Linked DNA regions of Homo sapiens: region 2 is linked to region 1. A link is a loop called in an ENCODE intact Hi-C map of the cell type or tissue named here. Cell type or tissue: Calu3. All regions are shown on one strand. Each heading gives the region's core, and the rest is flanking DNA. Links, peaks and the distances in the headings are about the cores only.

Region 1 (4,668 bases), core at 1,327-3,826:
AGGATGGAAGGTGAAATGGGGAGTGTGGAAGGATGCTCTTCCTTCCCTTGCTGTAATCAGTCTTCCTCCTGCATCTGAGCAGGAACGTGGGGAAAACTGGGTAGGGGACTTGTCGGGTGGCATTTTGCAGTGTCATTTTATCTTCTGAGCGTAATTGCAAGAAAAGTGAATCCAACTTTAGCTGAAACATTCCAAAACAGTTTCTCTAGCCAAATGATGACTGATTTCTCAAATTGGCAACATTATCACAAACATGAAAAGGGGCTGCCCAGAACATAAGCACCTGTGCCTGCCTGTGCTCTGAAGAATTTGGTGAACAGATAAAGCGCCAAGATTGAGCAGAGTGTTTGGGGTGTGGGAGTGCATGTGAAGGTGATGTGAAGGTAATCAACAAGACATTGAGACTTGAGGACTACAATTTGTGGCTGATGAGTACGGGCTTGGCCTTCCACAATAATGAGGTTTCCTGGTAATTGTTTAATTTTATACTTGGTTTGGATACACAAACACACACACACACACACACACGCATGAATTTATGCTTTGGTGTCTCAAAATGGGCAATGAGAGGCCATAGGACTGTGTTCATGCTTATTTCTTTTTCCGTCTGTTAGCTTAGGATATTAATGTTTCTGTGGGAATTGTTACCGTGGTTGTTCCATGAGCATTTGCAAATTTGTACAGATATTCCTCCTTGATATTTCTTTAGTCTCTAACATTAGCGTCAGCACAAACAGTTGGAATAGTCAATATTACCCATCTGAGTGGAACAGTTGGGATGATATATGAACGTCTCTGGAGATTTTATTTAATGCATTACATTTTCAGTCCTAGAGGATATTTCAGAAAGGCATGGAGTGTATGGAGAGACATCTAAATGTAAAGAAGACCAAGTGTGAGTCACCTTGATTGAAATATGAATTCTGTTTGGGAGAAGGAGTATCTTATAGAGAAGGCACCTATAGATATAACCTTCTAGCTGACTTTGACCACTTTGAGAAAGACTGTGCTGAAATCTATGCTTGGAAATTTCTTCATCAGGACTTGAAAGCAATTGCTTAAGAAAGCCATGTTATCCCTCATGCTTCAGTTGGTTCTCAGAAAAAAAAAATTGAGAATGAAAATATACATAATGAATAGATTAACTGCTTAGCAATTGGGTTACATTGCCACGCTAACGCAGTGGGGCCCAACTAATCTCTTAGGAGGCAAGTTTCTTAAATACAGTGTTAGACCAACTGGAAAATTAACTAGGGTGTTGTCTGGAAAGATCTCATTTTCATCCTAAAACTTGCCAAGTAGAAATGAAAGAGGTGGCCAACAACTCATTTTTCAAAGCGTGTCAGCTGTTGCTGTACTTTTTCATGTAAATTATCTTTCCCAGGGAATGAAGAATTGAAAGGGTTTCTTAGGCATTAAAAACAAAACAGAACAAAACAAAAAATGCTGAGACATTAAACAAGACAGTGGTTAGCTCAAATGACAACTTCTCTAAATAACCTACCTTAATCCTTCTGGCCAAAATAATTCTCTCATTTAGTTTTCTTAACAGTTAGTTTTCTCTCTCTCCAATCTAATTCAAACTGATTTAGTTAAAAACAAAAGTCGGGGGTAGAGGTATTGCCACATACAACTGAAAATCTTAGGAGTGATGGTTCAGGCACAGTTGGAGTCAGGGGATCAAAAGATATCAGCATTATTTATTCAGTTTTATGTGCTCAATCTCTCACTGTTTTCCTCTGAACTGATACATTCTCAAGGTTTCCTCTCGTTGTAACACGATAGCTATCAGAAGCTATAGGCTTATGTTTTAGCCTCTCAACAACTTCCTTAGAAAGAGACTTTTCTTTCCTAATAACTCCAACAAAACTCCTAGAATTTAATTCCATCAGCTTGACTTGGGTCACATGCCTATTGCTGAACTAATGACCATGGCCAAAATGAATAGAATGCTGTGATTGTGGAGAGCTGAACCATACTCCACTCTTGGGATCTGGGAGATAGAGTCAACAATCCTTGGACCAAAAGCAGAGGAGGTATTGTTCCCTAAGGGAGAGTTAAGGTGCTCTTTTCAGAAGTAGAAATGGACACTAAACAGATGAGAGAGAGAGCAAGAGTATGTGTATGTGTGTGTGTGTATGTATATGTGTGTGTGTGTGTGTGTGAGAGAGAGAGAGAGAGAGAGAGAGAGAGAGAGAGGCGCTGTGATAGACTGCATTCCTGAGCCCTTCCTGTATCCATTAACTTTTCCATGAGACTGCAGCTCCTCCTATCAGAAGGTGGAGGATATTGCCCCACTCCTTGATTCTGAATTATTCGGTCATATGACTTGCTCTGGCCAATGAGATTTAGCAGACAGAATGCAAGCTGAGACTTGGAAAAGCACTTACGTGATTGGGCTCCCTCTTGCACCTGTGCTACCACTATGAGTAGTATGTACCTGGACTATGTCACTGGTCCCAGAGGAGAAAGAGAGACATGTGGAGGTAAGGTGTTCTCAGTCAAGCTCCACTCAGAGTAGAGGTCCCAGTTGGCTAAGACACATGAATGGATCCAGTCAAGATCAGTTGACTCATTTGTCACCCATGAAACATAGTAATTGATAGCCATTATTTAAAGTCACAGTGCTTTAGGGGAGTTTGTTAGGTAGTTATAGCTAACTGATAGATTTCTTGCCTCTGTAATATCTCCTATAGGGTTGATAATCAACAAGTATATACTAATTCTGATGTACCAGTGACTGTAAAATTGAATCAATTAGTAAATAGTCTCTTTCCTAAACACCCTGAGTGACCCAGAACCCTGGCCCCACTCCCAGCCCCATTGAATCTCCCTATGATCCAACAACTGAAAGAGTAATGCCTGGAATGCCAGGGGTCCTCCAACACCCTAATGCAGTTCTATAGAGAAATCCATTCTGATTGGTCAGTGCCCATGCCTTACATTTGTTAAAAATTCTGAATATAATTTCTGGTCATTCATGGACCTGACTCGTCACTCCATTAGGTTCTTAGCTTCCTGAGGTTAGTCTCAACATCTGGATCATCCTGAACACTTTTGGGCCATGCACCATGAATATTTGTTGAATGAATCCTGGATAGAAATATGTACTGAAGGAAATAATATGGTCTAGTGCGGTCATCAAAAAAGTTGAAGTCATTTGCGGCATGAGTTTAAGTGTCCAGGGAGTTAATTGGCAATGACTCATTGAATGTCAGAGGGGAGAGAATCCCTTCAGGGCATTTACGTATGTTCTCTTTTAGAATAAAAATGTTAGGGCTTATTTGAATTTTATTTATCAATACACCAAAAACTCAGTCATGCTTTTATTTTTTATTTATTTATTTTTTATTTTATTTTATTTTTGAGACAGGTTCTCACTCTGTCGCCCAGGCTGGAGTGCAGTGGTGTAGTCATAGCTCACTGCAGCCTCAACCTCTCAGGCTCAAGGGACCCTCCCACCTCAGCCGCCTGAGTAGTGGGACTACCGGCATATGCCATCACACCTGGCTAATTTTTTTTTTTTTTTTTTTTGGTAAAAAGGGGACTTTGCAATTTTTCCCAGGCTGGTCTCGAACTCCTGGTCTCAAGCAACCTGCCTACCTTGGCCTCCCGAAGTTCTGGGACTACAGACGTGAGCCACCACGCCTGGCCTCAGTCATGTCTTAAACAGAATTACCATCTTTCCCCTCTCTTTTGGCCTCCATCAAATTAATTGCCATAACTCTTCATTCCATGTTACCAAATATCTCCCAATTATTCATGCTCAAACACTTGAAATCTGTCTTCATGCACTGTGCTAGGAGTTCTGTCCTCACTGACCCGGGAGCACAGCTTCTGCCCAGAAGCAGCGACAAGTCTACTTTGGAGACCATTTTGACTTTGATTTCTTTCCTGCCCTGTTGTCTAATCTGCTACCAGACAGCCGACCTGCCACTCCTTCCTCCACAGGGTCTCAAATCTGTTCCTTCCTTTACATTCTTAATGCCCCCCCATTTGAGAGAGGCTGTGGTCACAGTGTAAACTGACTTGCATTGGATCCTTTGTGTTAAGGCAGGCTCCCCTAAACTTCTGCAGGAGCCACTTGGTTTCCTCTTCAGACTTCCACAGCTTGTAGATTCCCAGTCAGGAGGGTAGAAGGAGGTAGAGATTAATTCTGAAAACAAAATCCCCAAATGGGAGTACTGTATGGGTTGATTACTCCAACTTCTCCCAAGCATGGATGTCCAGGAGGGCTCTGGGCTTGCTCCAAGTTGTTTGAGATAACGAGATTTCTCTTCCCCAGCACCACACTTCTAGTGTTCCCACCAACCTCCTCTGCTACCATCTCAGAACTGGCCTCTCCTTTCTTGTTCTTACAAATGAAGCTTCTTGGCAAGAGTCACAGAGTACTTGTTGAAATTACGCACCTGCCACCCATTCTTTGGGCATGTGGCTTAGCTTATCTGAGATGTGGTTTATTTATCTTTAAAATGGGGGTAGGAGGGTGTAATAGTGAAGTTTAAATGACATAATTTATGTAATACACCTGGTATAGTGTTCGCATATAACAGGTTCTCTACTAAACTATTATCGTTATCCTTATCCCTACCATCTCTCCTTTTTATTAAGGCTTTCTATTTTGGCTAGAGAAAGTTGATTCAGTTTCTCTTTACTCTGGCCGAATAT
Region 2 (2,500 bases), core at 1-2,500, 400 kb after region 1:
AAAGCAGCCCTGCACGTATTAGTTAGGAGTCAACAAAAACCACATTGGAGGATGTCGGGCAAAGTAAGTAACCACTGATTTACAGAATTAAAAAATGTTAGAATGAGAAAGAGTCTCTGAGAGCATGTTTGGAAGGCCCTCATTTTACAAAGGACTCTGAGGCCCGAGGAGGTCATGCCCAAGGTCTCACAGTTAACGTGTAGACGCCAGGACTAGCTGCGCAGATTCCTGATTTTATGCTAGTCAGCTAGACTCCAACATGCCAAATAAAAAAGCATGAGCTGTTTTCACCGAAAACCAAGAATCCTGACTAAAACAGAGTAAATCTGCCCTGCTCTTATTTTCATTATAGCTCCACACTGTGAGGAGAATCAGTTAGCAAAATGTGAGAATGAGGCTATTCGTTCTAATGCCAGGGCAGAATGAAACTGAAATTTATCTGAGGTGTGACCAGAGCAAGAGCAGCCCTGTGAAGTCTTTGTAGTACCATAGGAAGGAAATCCCCTGAGGGCCAAGAGAAGAATTTTAGAAAGTAAGATCACCAAGGGTAGATAGGGGTGATGAAGCCAGTTGCTGGGATGGGAATGGGTGAGGAGTGAGGCAGGGTTGCCTGTGCTGTTTTATGAGAGGAGACGGAGTCTTGCTCTGTCCCCCAGGCTGGAGTGCAGTGGCACAAACTCAGCTCACTGCAACCTCTGCCTCCCAGGTTCAAGTGATTCTCATGCCTCAGCCTCCCAAGTATCTGGGATTACAGGCCTGAGCCATCATGCCCGGCCCCAAGGAGTTCTTGCAATTTATTTACAGAAATGGAAAGAAGAAAAGGATTCACATTAGCGAAGAGAACTAAAAGAATGAAGAGCAGTGATTTTGTTTCCTTTAACTGGGAGGATGAAAATTAATATGATTTGAACAGGAAAGAGTTTAGAAGCATAGTTGTGGGCAGGGCCAGAAGGAGGCTGGGGAGCCAATGAAGGGGCAGGAGAGGATGTAGAAGCTTGTCCCCAAGGTCAGACACATGAAAAATTATGTGCCAAAAGAATGTGGGGCTCTTAAAATAACCCAAGCTCAAGGTATTTCCCTTATTTTTTAATGTTTAAAATTTAACTTCACTTTTTTGTTGTCTTGGTGAGAGGTGAAAAAAAGGTTGTGCGGGCGGCAAATATGTTTTAGGAATTGGTGAATTCCAAGCACTGGCATCATATAGTCAGACCTTCTAGTGAGGTCACAAACCCAGGTAACATCAGTTAGTTTGGGAACGTTTTTCAATCTTTGAAATCTTACTTGGGCATTTATTTAAATGCCTTTCTTTTCTTATCTGCTTTCATTTTCTTCTTCATTTAAGTGCAGAGATAGAGAATGTGTGCGTCTGTTTCTGCATGTGAGCCATTCTCTCAAGTCCAAGTCCAGTATTTCCTCTCCGGCCACTCTCTGTTAAATACCAACCCCGCCATCTTGTGGCTAATGGGTATTTGTGCACCTGGCTTAAAGCTCACTTTGAAAAATGAACAAGTCTAAAAAACACCAATATCATGATTTCTCATTAGCTTCAGTCATTAAATAATATATGAATTCTGATGTTGCGTATATTGACCATACTGCAATGCATTAATGAGCTGGATGCTTGTTGTAAAATATTTATTATGAAATGAAGGGCATTTAAAATGTAATCAATACAAAAAAACACTCACTGGAATTTTATGCATAAACACAGGCTTGAGAATTTAGAAGGGTCTATGGGATTACAACTGTGAAAGCTTTTGTTTTCCACTCGAACTAAAGGAGGTGTCCCTCATCCTTCTCTACTCCAGCCATTCATCATTTACTTCAGATTATTTGTTACAACTTCCTATTACTTTGTTCCCCCCAGCCCCCAGTTTTGCAGGTAGAATGCAGTGAGTTCGACAAGATTAGGGATTGCCTTTGCATTTTTCAGCGTTGCATCCCCAATGCTTAGCATTTTCCCTGGCACACAGTAGACACTCGACAAATATTGGTCAAATGGACTTAATTGATTAAAAATAATAAATAAAATAAGCTCTTAAATAAAAATAAGCACTTATAGGACTACATATAAATTAAAGAAACCTAATCAGGTGGATAAAGAAACTGTGGTATATATACGATGGAATACCACTTAGCCATAAGAAGGAATGAATTAATGGCATTCGCAGCAAGCTAGATGGGATTGGAGACGATTATTCTACGTGAAGTCACTCAGGAATGGAAAACCAAACATTGTATGTTCTCGCTCAAAGGGGTAGCTAAGCTATGAGGATGCAAAGGGCATGAGGATGACACAATGGACTTTGGAGACTCGGGAGGAGAGGGTGGGAAGAGAATGAGGGATAAAAGACTACAAATTGGGTTCAGTGTATACTGCTCAGGTGATGGGTGCACCAAAATCTCACAAATCACCACTAAAGAACTTACTCATGAAGCCAAATACCACCTATTCCACAAAAAACTATGGAAAGAAAAAATTAAAATAGATAAAATAGAG

The links. Peaks named below come from ENCODE experiments on the same cell type or tissue, not always from the same donor. Only the 100,000 strongest peaks of a DNase experiment are listed, where the experiment ranks them.
Region 2: a loop joins it to region 1, with 5 times the contacts of the local background. A loop is called at or near these places in 1 of 110 quality-filtered maps.

The regions. Positions count from the first base shown.
Region 1 is chr3:3,602,043-3,606,710 of GRCh38, reverse strand. No RefSeq gene overlaps it. Among named protein-coding and RNA genes, the nearest start is that of LRRN1, 200 kb to the left of the region's middle. In Calu3, for the core only: no CTCF peak of the experiment used is centred there; a DNase peak (open chromatin) is centred at 2,270.
Region 2 is chr3:3,199,773-3,202,272 of GRCh38, reverse strand. No RefSeq gene overlaps it. Among named protein-coding and RNA genes, the nearest start is that of CRBN, 21 kb to the right of the region's middle. RefSeq lists an enhancer at 342-521. In Calu3, for the core only: a CTCF peak has its summit at 1,452 (motif pointing left); a DNase peak (open chromatin) is centred at 1,432.